Linked DNA regions of Mus musculus: region 1 is linked to region 2. A link is a loop called in an ENCODE intact Hi-C map of the cell type or tissue named here. Cell type or tissue: left cerebral cortex. All regions are shown on one strand. Region 1 holds the start of Tpmt (thiopurine methyltransferase). Region 2 holds the start of Kif13a (kinesin family member 13A).

Evidence for each region. Peaks named below come from ENCODE experiments on the same cell type or tissue, not always from the same donor. Only the 100,000 strongest peaks of a DNase experiment are listed, where the experiment ranks them.
Region 1: a loop joins it to region 2, with 8 times the contacts of the local background. A loop is called at or near these places in 1 of 42 quality-filtered maps.

What each region holds. Positions count from the first base shown.
Region 1 is chr13:47,040,120-47,044,119 of GRCm38, forward strand. It overlaps Tpmt (thiopurine methyltransferase), which reads right to left and starts at 3,098. Exons shown (of 9, transcript NM_016785.2): 1 at 2,985-3,098; 2 at 1,280-1,460; 3 at 1-77. The coding sequence starts at 1,404. It overlaps Kdm1b (lysine (K)-specific demethylase 1B), which reads left to right and starts at 3,380. Exons shown (of 21, transcript NM_172262.3): 1 at 3,380-3,551. In left cerebral cortex, a CTCF peak has its summit at 2,402; a DNase peak (open chromatin) is centred at 3,252; H3K4me3 peaks cover 1,532 bases; H3K27ac peaks cover 789 bases.
Region 2 is chr13:46,927,745-46,931,744 of GRCm38, forward strand. It overlaps Kif13a (kinesin family member 13A), which reads right to left and starts at 1,974. Exons shown (of 38, transcript NM_010617.2): 1 at 1,823-1,974; 2 at 1,472-1,562. The coding sequence starts at 1,877. In left cerebral cortex, CTCF peaks have their summits at 1,432 and 2,242; DNase peaks (open chromatin) are centred at 1,572, 2,779, 3,142 and 3,483; H3K4me3 peaks cover 2,450 bases; H3K27ac peaks cover 1,856 bases.

The DNA of each region.
Region 1 (4,000 bases), 110 kb after region 2:
CTTTTCCACAGAGGGGGAAAAACACTCGCAGTCCACTCTGGCCTTTAAGAAATGTATCCAAATGCTTCTTCAACAGCCTGGGGAAGAGAACAAAGTTACCACAATGCTTGCTTTAACTAGCCCAGAATCACAGGAAAGGGGAGAGGAGAATTTATGACACTCTGAACTTTTGCATTCATTATCTCAGTACTCTCAACATTGTAACAAGCAGGTAATGTTAATTATTACAACCTCCGGGTTACACTCAAAGAAACAGGTTAGCTAAGTTACTTGCTTCACTACGCAGTTACTTAGTATTACATATGACTAGCAACCTGGAGTTTTCATGACTGGAAAGTAAAAACTGCTTATGTTGCCTTGAGAAATACATTTGGAAAAGTCTACATTTATATTTATATTCTTATTTTTGTTGTTACGTGAAAGTGATGTTAAGAAGAGGGGTCTCTAAATTTATGTATTTTCAAAATATCAGAGAATATTCTCTCAATAAACTTAACTTTTTCCTTAATTTTAGTTAAGTTAATTTATGGTGTGTGTGTATATGTCTATGTGTACATCTATCATACACATGTATGATGTTCCCATGTCATAGCACATGTCTGGAGGTCAGAGGACAGCTTTCAAGAGTCAGTTCTCACTTTCCTTCATGTGGTGTTTAGGGACAGAACCCAGGCTGTAGGGGTATGTGGCAAGTGCCTATATCTGCTGAGGCAGCCTGTGGGAGCTCACCCTTGCTTGCCCTTGCTTTAGAACATAAGGAGACAGAAAGTTAGATGTTGTTTCAGTATCTGCTGCATGTATAAGCACCTGTGACCAACGTGAACAAAGTGAGGGTGAGCTTTAAGAAGAAGATATATTTCATATATCTGTAAATCAGATTATTGCACACTGAGAGAAATCAAAGTATGATGTGCTATGGGTGCTTTGTGATTCCCTAACGATATGAGATGACAGTGTGTCTGAAAAGAAATGCAATAATGTATTTGTGTGTTACTTTTATTTCAAAGTCAGTTTCTTTTTTCTTCTTTCCTCTCTCTCTCCCTGGAGCTTAGCACTGGCCTCAAACTCACTTATGCAGCTTCAATTTCTAATGCTTTTGTTTCCATCTCTCAAACGCTGATATTACATGCATATGCCACTGCGCCCAGTTTTGTTCAGTGTTGCAGAACAAACCAAGACCTTCCTTCATGCTAAGGTCTCTCTACCCACCAAGGTACACACCCGCTAGAGTCAGTTTCTGATTAAAGCATTTCTCTGCCAGAGACCAAACATGTCTTACTGATGCCCTTGCTCCTGATGGAATGAGATGTGACGGGTCACCCACTTCTCTTTCCAGTCTTCCAGGGTTAGTACTTGGTTCTTTTGTACCTCAGCATCAGGGTGCTCTTTCATATCAAGGGACATGGTACCATCCACGGGTTGTAGACAATTTTTGTCTCTGAGGTTGGTGTCTCCAGTGCCTAAGTGGAAAGACATCTACAATGATGTCATTCAGGAACATTGTGATTCTATTAATGAACGCTACAAAACCCTCTACCTAGGGCAATAGCTTTAAAAACACATATCAGCATTAAAGACAGGAGAGTCGTCACATGCCCCCAGTACTTGGGAGATAGAGGCAAGAGGGTTATTGCAAATTCCAGGCCGACATGATCTATATAGTAGATTCCAGGCCATCCAGGGCTACGTAGCAGGACTCTCTCAAAAACAAATAAGATATGAATGGCAGCATGCCTTCAATCCCAGCAGTAGTTAAGAGTACTTGTTGTTCTTGAAAAGAACCCAGTGCAATTCCCAGAAACCACAAGGTGTCTCGTGGCTGTCTGTAACCCCGTTGCAGTGGATCCAATACAGGCAAGACATTCGTTCATATAAGGAAAAAAAAAAAAAAACTAAAAAAAAATTCCACAGTTCCAACCTGCCCTTTAAATCATTGGTGATCATATGTCTTGAATCTGTGAACCAGCAAACATGTCACAAAGGCAGTAATGTAAGGAAATGTCCTGTTGTTGCATGATTTAGCTTCTGTGCTTAGGATTAAAGAAGGACCATCCCCATCAACTCTGGGAACGGAAATGCACTTCACAGCCAAGTATTTGCTAACAAAAGGCTTTTCCCTGATGCTCATGTCAGGGGGCAGAGTCCAGCATTCTGAGAGGTCGGAGGGAAGTATGGGATTATTGTGGATACAGAAAAGCAAGAGAATCGCTCTCCTCCCATCTCCACTCTCTATCAGAAGCTGTGATGCCCAAAGGTGCCCTACAGAAACAAGGGCTCTCCTGAACACAGAAGAAAGATCTTTAGCCCACCCAGCTCTACCTCACCGAAGCTGGGGCTGTTAAACACAACCACTTAGCTGTTGTAACAGCGCCTCAGAGTGGTGCTCACTGATCATTTTTTGAGAAAAAAAAAAATTCTAAAAACAATAAAGGTGCAAAGTACAAGGTTGAGAAAAGACAGATCCGCAATAACTCCCACTAACAAACGTTTACGTCCAATATGCCTACCTAAAAAACATCTTTTTCTGCCTAGGATTTTTTTTTTTCATTTTTAACAGAGGGTCTATCTAGAACTCACTATATAGTACAGGCTGACCTCTAGCTCGCCCTGATCCTCCTGCCTCAGCTTCCTCGTACACAACAATGCTTGGGTTCTGCTTTAGTTTTATTTTTGAATTTCATTAAACTGAAAAGCTAACTTCACTGAAGTCCACAAATCTCCAGGATGGCTCAGTATTTTACACGTGGACATTGTTATCTGAAACACACCACTAAGCAAGGGGCTACTTAATACATCGGACTCAAAGCATTTCTAGTCTGATCATTTATTCCCAGTTTTTGCTGCGGTTATCGGAACCCCTTTTCGGGACTCAAGTAGCTGGGTCATCCATGCTTTTCGGGAGCCCCATTCTGAAAAAACGCTGTAACAGGCTCACACAGTCTTAGCAGATGACCGCCTTTACTACCGGTTGAGAACTTACTTACCTTGGCTGCAGCTAGCTGCTTACCTCTCAGACACTAGCCCGCCTTTGTAAGCCGGGAGCTGTGCAAGGACTCACAGGCCCCGCCCCAGGGGCGAAGGCCCCGCCCAATGTGGTCTGATCCCACCCCGGAAAAGATTATCCAGGCTCCGGTCCTATAGGCCCTGCCCGGGGCGTGAGAACTCTGCCCAGGACACGCAGGCTCCGCCCAGCGTGCAGACCACGCCCAGGGCGCGCAGGCCCCTCCCAGGACCCTGTGACCCCACCCAGGCCGCCCAGGCCCCACCTTCAAACCTAAGCCCCGCCCCGAAGCAAGGTCTCCGCCCAGAACGCGTAGGGCCCCGCCCTTAGCAGCTGCCGAGATTGCGCAGTGGCGGAAATCATCGGGGCGGGGCGAGCGCCGGGACCCTCCTGCTCCCTGGGCCTGTGCGCTCCTCCCACTCCGGGTCACGGCGTGATAGGGGCGGAAGCGGCGGCGGCCGAGCTGCTGCAGCTGGCAGTGCGGATCAGGCCGTCCGGTGCAGCCCGGTGCAGCCCAGGGCAGCATTCGCCCCCTGGCCAGCGCTCTGAGGTAGGGACTCGAGCCTCACGCGGGCGCGCTTGGGGGTGGCGGCGGGCTTCGGGTGACAGCTCCGCACAAAGCGGCCGGCTGTGTGTTGAGCCTGGTCTGGAGGCGCGCGCGTTCCCCGGGGCTCCCCGGCGTCCCGCGTTTGGAAGGGGTGGCGTGGGGGACCCTGTGCAAGCCGGGGCTTCCCGCGCTGGGCTGCGGGGTTGCGGCGCCGCGGGCTTTCCCACTCGTCGCTCTCTTGGAACCCTGCAGGGAGCTGCTTGCGCCTCGGCCGGGCGGAGGTGAGTTGGGCGGCGGCTGCACCTGGCACTCTGGCGCCGGCACCAGCTGCGGACCGGGTGGACAGGACCCCAGTCTGGATTTCCACTCTGGGCTATGGGAACCCCGCAGCCTGGAGGAGGGGTCTTACTCTGGGATTCCACCCAGCGCTGTAGGGAACCCATCTACATGGA
Region 2 (4,000 bases):
AGGAGAAGCTAAAATAGTCTACCTGTTCCCCCCAGGCTGCCTTGGCGAACCAGAGCCAAAGAGATAGTCTTCTGAAATAATATGACAAGATCCAGCTTTGAAAGACAAATAAAATAGTGATATGGCATAGGCACTTATTTAATTAGTTTATTCAACAAATTTACTAATGCCCACCATAAAATATACCTTTTATACTATTATCCATATGCCTACATATACTGTAAAATATTTTAACATGTCCAAAAATACTGTCCAAGGATACATCCATTACTGTATGTAAAGATCTATACACATCTTTAAGATAACTTAGCCATTAAGTTAGTATAAGAATCTGCTATAGTGACTATCTGCTAGGAAATGCAGAATGTTTGCGAAGTCAATGGAGCACTCTGGGCTCAATACAAAAAGGAAAGAATTCCCCATTCTTATCCCTCATAACAATCTGACCCCCAAAATTAGCAAGGCTGGGCTGCAGTGGGGTATGATTATAGAAGGAAGCAGCTGCCTCGCTTAGCAATAAAGTAACAAACCCTACTCACAATTGGGTTTCAGGGAAACTTTAAAGAGCAAAAATCCACTCATTATGGAGCTCATCAACCAACAGGTGACTTTCAGGGTCAAACTCGTACTCATTTCCAAGCCGAATCGGAATCCCGGTTTTCTTTTCTATTTTTATAAGGTCCTACAATGCCATAACGAATGAATCCCAACCAATTTCTTCTCAGGGGCTTACCATAAAAATGCCAAATATTCACACTATTTTAGGGCGTTTTCCCATACCATTGCATGGAACACAGTAGAATTAATAAGGATCCCACAGTCAGGACTTTTCAAATGCAAATGCCTTGCCATCTAGAAAATGCAGCCCCTTTTAACATTCCCCCATCCCAGTGTCTAAACAGCTCCGTATCAGCACTCTGTCTGTTTCCTCGAAAATCAAAATTCCCGAATTACTTTCAGACACCATCTCAACTCACCACCTCCAACAACCTACATACAGATTTTAAATGACCCTAGCCTTGTACTTGGGTGTTTGATTTCTTAGGCTCCCAGCCCCCATTTCATATACAACATCCTAAGCAGTTCTGCGAAAAGGGGCAAACAACGTAAGAATCGCTGGAGCTGAACTCCATCAATAAGGCCTTGGATTGGTCATTTGCACGCTTCAGATAACGTCTTTCCTAGGTGTTAAGATGTGGCCTGGGCTACACATCTCCATCCGGTCCCTTCACGTTCTAGGAGCCTGGAAGCCAGAGTGCTGACTCTGGCCAGGGTTCCCTGCCTGGGAGACATCGCTCTGGATGAGAGGGGACAAGAAGTGATGGGCACAAGGAGGGGAGGGGACCCTGCACTTGCAACCGCTTTCCGCATGAGCGTGGGACAAACTTGAAGCCACCCTTGCTAACAATGGGAGAGCGCACTCGGTTTTTCCGGGCTCAAACTTGGCAGGAGCCGCCGGGATGGGATTTACCTTTCTCCCTGCTTAGTGTTGGAAGGAGGAGGGTGCAGGACCGTCTGGTTCCCTTCCATCTCCACCACGCACTTGGTGTTCAGTTCCAGCTCTGAAAGCACAGGGGCAGGGTGATGTTGCAAAGTGGAGCATCCGCGGCCGCAGCCGGCGCGCGTGGCTCAGTCCGGGCAGGCAGGGAGACGGCGCCCCGGGCACATAGTGGCCGCGGCCAGAGCCTGGGCGCCGCCTCCACCCGGGGCCACGCCGGGCCACACCGGTGTCCCCGATCCCCGGCCGCCCTGCAGTTTGCAAAGTTGCCCCCCGCCCTCGGCCGGAGCAGAAATGCAAAAGGAGCTGGGGAGAGCGGCTCACCTCTTCGGTTCATGGGCCGGACCCGGACGGCAACTTTTACCTTCGTATCCGACATGTTGGCGGCGCGCTGCTCCGCCCGACGCGGCCCCTTCAAGCGCCGCGCCGCCGCCGCCGCCGCAGCAGCAGCCGCGCGCCCCCCGAGCGCGGCCGCCGCCGCTCCGCCGAGAGCTCCGAGACGCAGCGCCGAGGCGCGCGGGCCATCCCGGGGGAGCGCGACGCGGGGCACGGCCGGGCCCGGGGAGGGGCGGGCGCGGGGCGGGGCGCGGCAGCGGGAGGAGGCCGCGGGCCCAAGCGCCGCTCTAGCCGCTCGGGCCGGGCCGAGCGCGCAGCACCGCGGCCCCTCGCGGCCGCCGGGAGCCGGGCAGCGTCGCCATCTTCCGCTCCGGGGGCCGCGCCCGGGCTGTAAGGCCGCTGCAGACCGGGAAGGGGCGCTTTACAAAGGCGAGCGTCTCCGGCCTCAGGGCAGCCGGGACACGGGAAGGGACGCTCTGCAAAGGCGTTCGGGCTCCGGGCTGCTGGGCCTGGAGAAGGAGCCCCTGGCTTCCCCTGTTCCTGAGCCTGCGGGGGACGTCACAGACACCTCCTGGAGCTCGAGTCACCTTCAGGGGCCGCTGTCACCCTCACAGCCGGGGCCCTGGGGCGGTCTGGGGGGCATTGGAGAGGGTGCCGGGTGCGCAGGCCTAATCCACGCTATCCTTCCGCCTCCACTGACATCCACAGCGCACCGCCCCTCGGCGCCCCACACCGAGCTTTGCCGCGGTGTTGGAAGCTCTTTGTGGGGAGCCAAGGCTAGACATGAATTTGCAATGGACCACCAAAACCGTGTGTTTGTAAATACGGCGCTCATTTTCTTTCCCTTGCGCCCTTGTAATGGGAGGGATCTAGATGGCCGGGAGGGTTCATTAACTCTTACGTAAGAAAGGCACAGCAGCGCGATCCGCGCTTTTGCCAAAGCCAGACCTCCCAGCCTGGGCGGAACCGAAGGAAGCGGATTTGCTCTGTTTGGTTCAACAAGTGCTTGAGGGCGGCGCTTCCGTGGTGCCAAGGCGTTTTTGAAAAGTGCTCCAAGTCTTAACAGTTTGGATCCGGTGGGGAATCTCACTATGGCATGAAGGTCCAAATTCACTCATTCACGAACTGCTTTATGGGGAGTTTTATGGGGTGCTTACTGCGTGCCGTACTGTAGAGACCACACACAAGCAGGAACAACTTCGCTGGCTCTGGTCTCCAGAAGCCACACTGAGGGAGGAGAGATACTTATTATGGTAAACCACGTGTAGCAGGTGGTCTAAATAGGAGGGATTCCGTCTGTCACCAACTGGTGCCCCGTGATGCGACTGACTTGCACATGCGGTCTACCGCTGTACCACTGAGTCACACCTCCGGCTCCCAGGAAGCCTGACTTGAAGCAGTGCTTCCGCTGCTGTTCCTTAGTCTCTCTCACCTTGATTCTGGCGACCAACGAACTCAGGTCACCTCGGAGGGTCATACAGCAGTCTGCCTCCTGGGTTCCTAGTGCTACCCGCCTTCTCTGTCCCTCCATTCATTCCGCTCTTCAAATATTTCTCTCTCTCTCTCTCTCTCTCTCTCTCTCTCACACACACACACACACACACACACACACACACACACACACACACACGACACGACAGACAGTTTTGTAGGCTCTTGGCTAGAGGCCCCGAGCTATTTCTTCCACAGGATTCACAGGCCCCTGAGGCTCGATTCTCACCTTTGGATTACTGAGACATCCTCTTACTAAATTCCCTAGCTTTACTTCCTATATATACTCTTTCCTGTATCCAACAGCCAGGAAATTAAAATTCTATTCTTTGATTATGTATGTTCTTGTATTTTTTTTAAATCCCTCTGGCTGGCTCTATTGAATATTACCTCTTATTCTCAAAATTTGTCTGCTTCTTCCAGAGCTCTTTAATAAGCAAGGTGTCTTCCCTATGCTAAATTGTTGTTCTGGCACTTTCCAACAGTTGCAATTTTAGAATGTTGGGTATTTTAAAAAGATACATCCAGGGCTGGAGAGATGGCTCAGCAGTTAAGAGCAATGGACGCCGCTCTTACAGAGGACCTGGGTTCAATTTCCAGCACCTACATGCCAGGCATCTCACGGAACCAGTTCATAATCGTCTGTAACTCCTGGTCCTAAAGATTCTATATCCT